2 separate regions of the Homo sapiens genome follow, and region 2 is linked to region 1. Evidence: chromatin contacts called from ENCODE Hi-C or POLR2A ChIA-PET data. All regions are on one chromosome and are shown on one strand. Each heading gives the region's core, a stretch centred on a gene start or an enhancer-like site at or near the end of the contact. The rest is flanking DNA. Distances are from core to core; before and after follow the strand shown. Region 1 holds the start of PSD4 (pleckstrin and Sec7 domain containing 4). Region 2 overlaps PAX8 (paired box 8).

Region 1 (2,937 bases), core at 174-2,673:
CATGCAAATTTGCACGCACACACACACACACAGAGAGAGAGAGAGAGAGAGAAGACAGTGCTACTGAAGGCCTGTGGTGAGGCCAGCAGAGGCTCAGGAAGGGAGCAGAGGATGGCGGTCTGAGGTAGGCAGAGAGTATCCAGGGGAGAGATCACGGGGGTAGGGACAGAATGACAAAGGGGACCCAGTACAGCTGCTGCCTGGGGAGGACAAAGACCCCTAGGGGGCTGGGGCCAGGCTGGGCCTCTCCTCCCTGGGTCCTCTCACCCCACATCCCTCACCCCTTCTGTGGGTCTCTCCCCCTTCCCCAACAAAGAGCTCAGCAGCCTGTGTTCTGATCCCCATGCTAGGCGGTTCCTTGTCTGTAGGAGGAGGGGGCCACGGGATGCTCTAGAGTCCTAGGCAGCTGGGAGACAGGCCTGCTTGGGGACCACTTTTTAAAGCTGGTCCAAGGTCCAATGAACGGAGGAGTATTTATCATCAGCTAATGACAGGCCACCCTTCCCTGCATTCTAGCAGAGGAGTGACTTCAACTGTGGAATTTTAGGCCCTGGAATAAGGGGGGAATGGCAGTGTCAGGGGACTTTCCCTCCATGCAGCTACCTTCACTATAACAATAATGACTACAGTGGGCCTTAGTTTCCTACACAGGCACACTTTGAGAGTTCAGTGGTTCCTGTTGCCCATCAGGACAACAGGCCTAAGCCAGAGCTAAACCAGTAAGGAGGGTCCCCTTACCTCTCCTCGAGCTTCTCCAGGATGGTCCTGGAAGGCAAGATGAAGCTGGGAGCCCCCTGATGGCCAAGTTGACTCTGAGCTCCTGCAGCAACCACACCCAGAGCCACCCCCACCCCAAACCCAGGCCTTCCAGACTCCCTCTCTCCAGAGTCTAGGGTCGAGAATCACTTGGGACCTTTGGCCACAAAAGCCCCCACTGGGTACTCAGCCAGAGCAGTCACTGGGGACGCAGTGACACTCACAAGAGGATTAGCAAGGAGCTTCCTTCACCCTTCACTATTGCAGACCTCCAGAGGCTCTGCGGGGAGCCAGGGAAGGGAAACAACAGAGGTCCGTGGGGCCAGGGCAGGGAATCAGAGAAGGGTCAGATGAGGAGGGGTAGGCTGAGGGAGGAGGGGGACGGGACACAGAGCAGGAAGGGGGAAGGAGGGGCCTAGCCTAGCCCAGGCTCATGGCAGGTGCACACGGCACTGCCAGAGCCCTCGCCTCTCCCCTGCCCACCTGCCCCAGCCCCTGCCACAAGGACCCACATGTGACTCTCCACATTCCCTGCTCCCACAGGTTCCACCAGCCCCAACCTAGGCAGACCCACTTAGCTCACCTCCAAAGGACCCAAGAATGGATGGCTTGGCCTGGGCTCCCCAAGAGCACTTCCTGGCTCACAGTCGGCTTGCCCAGTGAATGTGGCTGTGACGGCTGGAGCTTCCGACTTCCGCTCCTCCTCACCACAACACACACCCCTCCTGCTCCCCGCCGCCTCCCCAGGGTTCCCTAGCTGCTCAACACCTCACACTTCCTGCCCACAAGATAAGAGCCTCTCTTCCTAGGCCCAGCGCCTGCAGCCCCTTTCCCCATGCCCCTGCTCCTTGGAGGCCCCCACCCTGCACACCAGCCTAGAAAGAACCTGCCATGGTGGAACTGGCCTCTCCCTGCCATGCAGGGGCCTGGGATTGAAAGGGGAAGGGGCCGAGGCCTGGTTGGTAAGCAGGCCCCACCTCCTTCCTCCCTGCGCTTCTGCCCCAGGTTCTCAGTCTTGCTCTGGCTCTTGGTCCCCTGCAGGGCACCCAGTGAGAGACAGGAGGGCCCTAAGTTGGGCAATTTCTGGTTTTAAAACAAATGACATTTCAATTTTTGTGTGACTATGTCTCATGTCACTGGTAATAATGCAAATGATACAATTGCCTTTTAGTTACAAAGTTTCTCCCAATAGTACCTCAATCCCTCCTCACACCTACTTTATGAAGCATTAATAACCCCATCATACAGATCCGGATCTGGAGGCAAGCTCAGAGATGCTAAGCCACTGCCCAGGGTTGCACAGCTGGAAAATTACAAAGCTGGGGTTAGAATACAGAGCCTGTGACTATATGAACCAAGGGACCTCCATTCCCCGTGGCTGAATTCCCAACACACGTCCTCAGGACACCGGCCGCAGTGTCCACAAGTGTAAGTGAGGCTGGTGGGGAGCGCAAACACCATGCCATTCTCCTCCCTCCACACAATCTACTTCCTCAACATCAATGACCGTCAACTTCTCTGCTGAGGCTCCACCACTCCCACCCTCCCTGAACTCTCGTCTTCATGATTCCAGCTGACCCAGAGACTCCCTCACTTGCATGTCCACACAGCAGTGGGGACCAGCCACCCTGACCCAGAGTTGAGAGGGTCGGGCTCTAGCTCACCTACAGCCGCACCCCTCCCTGCAGGGTACAGAGTCCACAGGAACATACCAACATGGAGCCCGTGCACCCTGCTTCTCCACCACACTCTGCGTGCCCCAGATCCCGAGACTCTCCACTTCTGGGGCCCAAATGGCCTCCTCCCCATGTGGGCACACAGCACCGCTGCCCTATGCAGCCTGAGACTGGGTGAAGCGCTGGCAAGAGTCCTGATAGCAGAGACGGGAGCAGGTAGAGAGAGCTCAAACCTTTGGGCAGGTCACCCACCCACATGCACGTGTGATACAGAGCAGGGTGGGGAAGAGAAAGGGAGGTGGAGCTGTGGCGTGGGCCAAAGGCTGGGGTGGGCTGTGCTGTGGCAGCAACATTCAGAGGCGGCTAAGAATCCTCCTTCAAACCTGGAGCTCCAGGCCATGATGAAAGTGGGAGGTAGGAGAATTAGGAGAATAGACACTTTTTTTTTTTTTGAGACCAAGTTTCGCTCTTGTTGCCCAGGCTGGAGTACAGTGATGCCATCTAG
Region 2 (2,937 bases), core at 271-2,770, 77 kb before region 1:
AGGATAATTGACGGAGTAGGATTCCAGCACAGGTAGAAGGGCAAGAGATCAATGAGAAACACAAGCCGCAGCTTTGCCTAGCTGCTGTCTTTCGGCTACAGTTTCCCTTAGGAAGACAAGTGTAAGGCACAGAGGTAACCAAGGGTCATGCAGCAAGTTGGGGGTAACAGCAGATGCAGGATGCTGCTTTCCAGCATGCCAGCCTCTTTTACCCAGTCCAAGGGTCTCATGTGTCCAGGTAACCCATAACCTCATGTGTGCTGGCATGATCCAGTGTGCAGACTTTGGACACTGGGATTCCATGGCCCTGGGACACTTTCTTCAGGAGCAGTTGGAGGCACAGACCCTGGCCTTTACTCCAGAAAGGCACCAAGCCAAGAGGATTAGCTGGGAGGTGGCACATGGAGATCACAGACCTGCAAGTGAGCAGCTGGGGAAGGCAACAACACCAAGCTGAGAATGCCAGGGACTGATTCGCATGGACAAGGCCTTTCCTTTGTGGAAGGCGTATAGGCCTGGCATGATTTGAAAGGCACCCAAAGAGGCCACTGCACCTCTCACTATAGCCCTGCCAAGGCTCAGCTATCACCTTGACACTCTATGGGACTAAAGCAAAAAGCCCCAGATAGTTAAGTGGAAATTTTTGCAGAACACCACATTGAGCCATTGCCACTTTAGGACTGGGCAGAGCCGCAAAAGATAAAGCAAAAGGATAAAGAGGAAAGTACTGAAGCATGGGATTTGGGGGTCCCACCATGCAGAATCATGGGAATCCATGCAACAACCATAACCAATGTAAACCATTTTTCTATCACTTGTATATAAGAAAACACTAATTACAGTAGACAAAGACAGGGCCCCTGCCTTTGAGTAACTCATAAAGAAACTCAAATAGAGAAAGTTACTGTTCAATGCAGTCAGTGCTATGATAGGAATTTGTGCAAAGGACTATAGGAACATGGAGAAAGGATTTCCACATCTTAAGGGTTTGGATATTGGTGCATATAACAAGAATTTTGGTCAATAAGTGTCTCTGTTTTCTTTCTGCCATCCCAACTACTCAGAGCTCTATAAAGGATGAAGAAATTACCAACAAAGTCCTAAGACCTCCCTGAATGGTCACTTTTCAAAAGGATATGTTTCTGGACAGCAAGCTTCACCTAGACCTTTGCTGAGCTCCAATCCCTTTACTGTACGATAAGTCCTCTCTGACCCCAGGAAAGCTTGCATTTCCCGTCTGAGTACCTTTCACTCAGGAACCTGCTTGCATCCGGCCAGGCGGTCTTGTCTTCCTCCCCCATACCCACCCCACCTCCCCACTCACAATCCTCCAGACATACAAAGAGTCTTTGCTTATGAGGCTTCAAACCTCTTCCTGGGCCACACCTTCCCCCCTCACCCCACTTCCCGCCCAACCAGGAGGCTCCTACTCATTTTTGGCTTCCGGCCTCAAAGCCCACCCCACCTGCAGCTGCATGAAGAGGTGGTCAGCACAGTGGGCGCCAATCGTCCCCCCAACCCCAGTGCAGGAAGGAAGTCTGCACCCACCTCTGGGCATTTGGTGGTGACTCACCCAGAAGAGTCCACTCCCCCACACCGGACACAGGAAAGACAAAGGTCTTTCCATTGCAGAGACTCAGCTTAAAACTTCAAACCATAGGGGCCATCTCCATCTGCAGCCAGCAGGCTCTTTCCAAATTCTCTTTCCTGCCTGTCCTACAGCCACACTAAATGTCTTTCAATTTCTTGAAGGCACCAAGACTTTATGCATGGATTTCTTTCCCCCTGAAGAAAATTCTTCACCTAGTTACCTCCTAGATACTCTTCCTTGCAGCTTCCCTCTAACCACTTACGGGTCTCCCCAAGCACCTGGACTTATATCCTTCAAGAAAGATAACCATTAACATGGTGATTCCTAATGTGTCTTATCATATCCCCCAAAAGGTTCGAAGTTCCTTGAAGGCCAGGATTCTTGTCTTGTTCAAGGTTGTATTCCCAGTGCTTTGTACCTGAGTCATGATAGGCACTTGGTCAATGTCTTGAGTTGAAAAGAAATGAAAACCATAATATACAAACAATCATTATTATTGTCAGAAGAATGTTGGAGGAGTATGAAGAGTTATTCTCTTACGCTTAATTTACCAGCCATCACCTGGCCTAAACCAGTGGTTTTCAAAGTGTGACCCTGGCCTAGCAGCATTAGCACCATGTGGAAACTTCTTAGAAACATAAATTCTTAGTTCAATCCCAGACCTACTGATTCAGAAACTTAGGGCATTGTGCTCAGTACTCTGTATTTTAATAACCCTCACTGCCAAGTGATTCTGATGCACACTGAAGTTTGAGAAAACACTCCCTAGTCCTAGTCCTACTCCCAAGATTGGGTCATAACATTCAACCATGGGAATATTACAAATTAGAAAAACGTTACATTTATAGCAAGATTTGTTTATCTAAATAAACACTTCTCCATCCTGGTCCCCCTATCTTCTTTTTTTTTTTTTTTTTTGAGATGGAGTCTTGCTCTGTCACCCAGGCTGGAGTGCAGTGGTGTGATCTTGGCTCACTGCAAGCTCTGCCTTGCGGGTTCATGCCATTCTCCTGCCTCAGCCTCCTGAGTAGCTGGGACTACAGGCGTCTGCCACCATGCCCGGCTAATTTTTGGTATTTTTAGTAGAGACGGGGTTTCACCATGTTAGCCAGGATGGTCTGGATCTCCTGACCTCGTGATCCACCCACCTCGGCCTCCCAAAGTGCTGGGATTACAGGCGTGAGCCACCACACCCAGCCCCCCTATCTTCTTATAGGGGTTTAAGTCAGCAGCAGGCATAAGTTTTGTTAAGCTCCATTCGATAGATAAAAACACTAAGGTTGAAAAAAAAACCCACTTTCTCAAATGATAAGACTAAAACAGGCAGTGTCAAAGAAGGGATCAGG

Evidence for each region. A loop is a pair of places that touch in the nucleus more often than their neighbours do. ChIA-PET counts read pairs that join two places held with the same protein, here RNA polymerase II (POLR2A). Pooled maps may share reads with other maps.
Region 2: a pooled map shows a loop between it and region 1 (2.6-fold over the local background). The contact joins the enhancer-like site here to the promoter of PSD4 in region 1. A Hi-C loop is called at or near these places in 5 of 50 pooled maps. POLR2A ChIA-PET finds 5 or more read pairs at or near these places in 9 of 52 experiments (CD4-positive, alpha-beta T cell, CD4-positive, alpha-beta memory T cell, GM12878 and 6 more).

What each region holds. Positions count from the first base shown.
Region 1 is chr2:113,172,457-113,175,393 of GRCh38, reverse strand. PSD4 (pleckstrin and Sec7 domain containing 4) reads right to left here and starts at 1,423. Exons shown (of 17, transcript NM_012455.3): 1 at 1,340-1,423. LOC124907872 (a long non-coding RNA gene) reads left to right here. Exons shown (of 2, transcript XR_007087197.1): 1 at 1-124. RefSeq lists enhancers at 851-940, 1,561-1,730, 1,781-1,850, 2,080-2,580, 2,581-2,937.
Region 2 is chr2:113,249,839-113,252,775 of GRCh38, reverse strand. All of the region lies in intron 2 of PAX8 (paired box 8), which reads left to right. It overlaps PAX8-AS1 (PAX8 antisense RNA 1), which reads right to left. Exons shown (of 6, transcript NR_015377.2): 2 at 1,870-2,009. Among named protein-coding and RNA genes, the nearest start is that of PAX8-AS1, 15 kb to the right of the region's middle. Within about 2 kb of position 1,520, at least 3 of the 41 ENCODE cell types and tissues checked have a DNase peak (open chromatin) inside an H3K27ac peak, as active enhancers do; they include CD4-positive, alpha-beta T cell, where a contact is called at or near this core.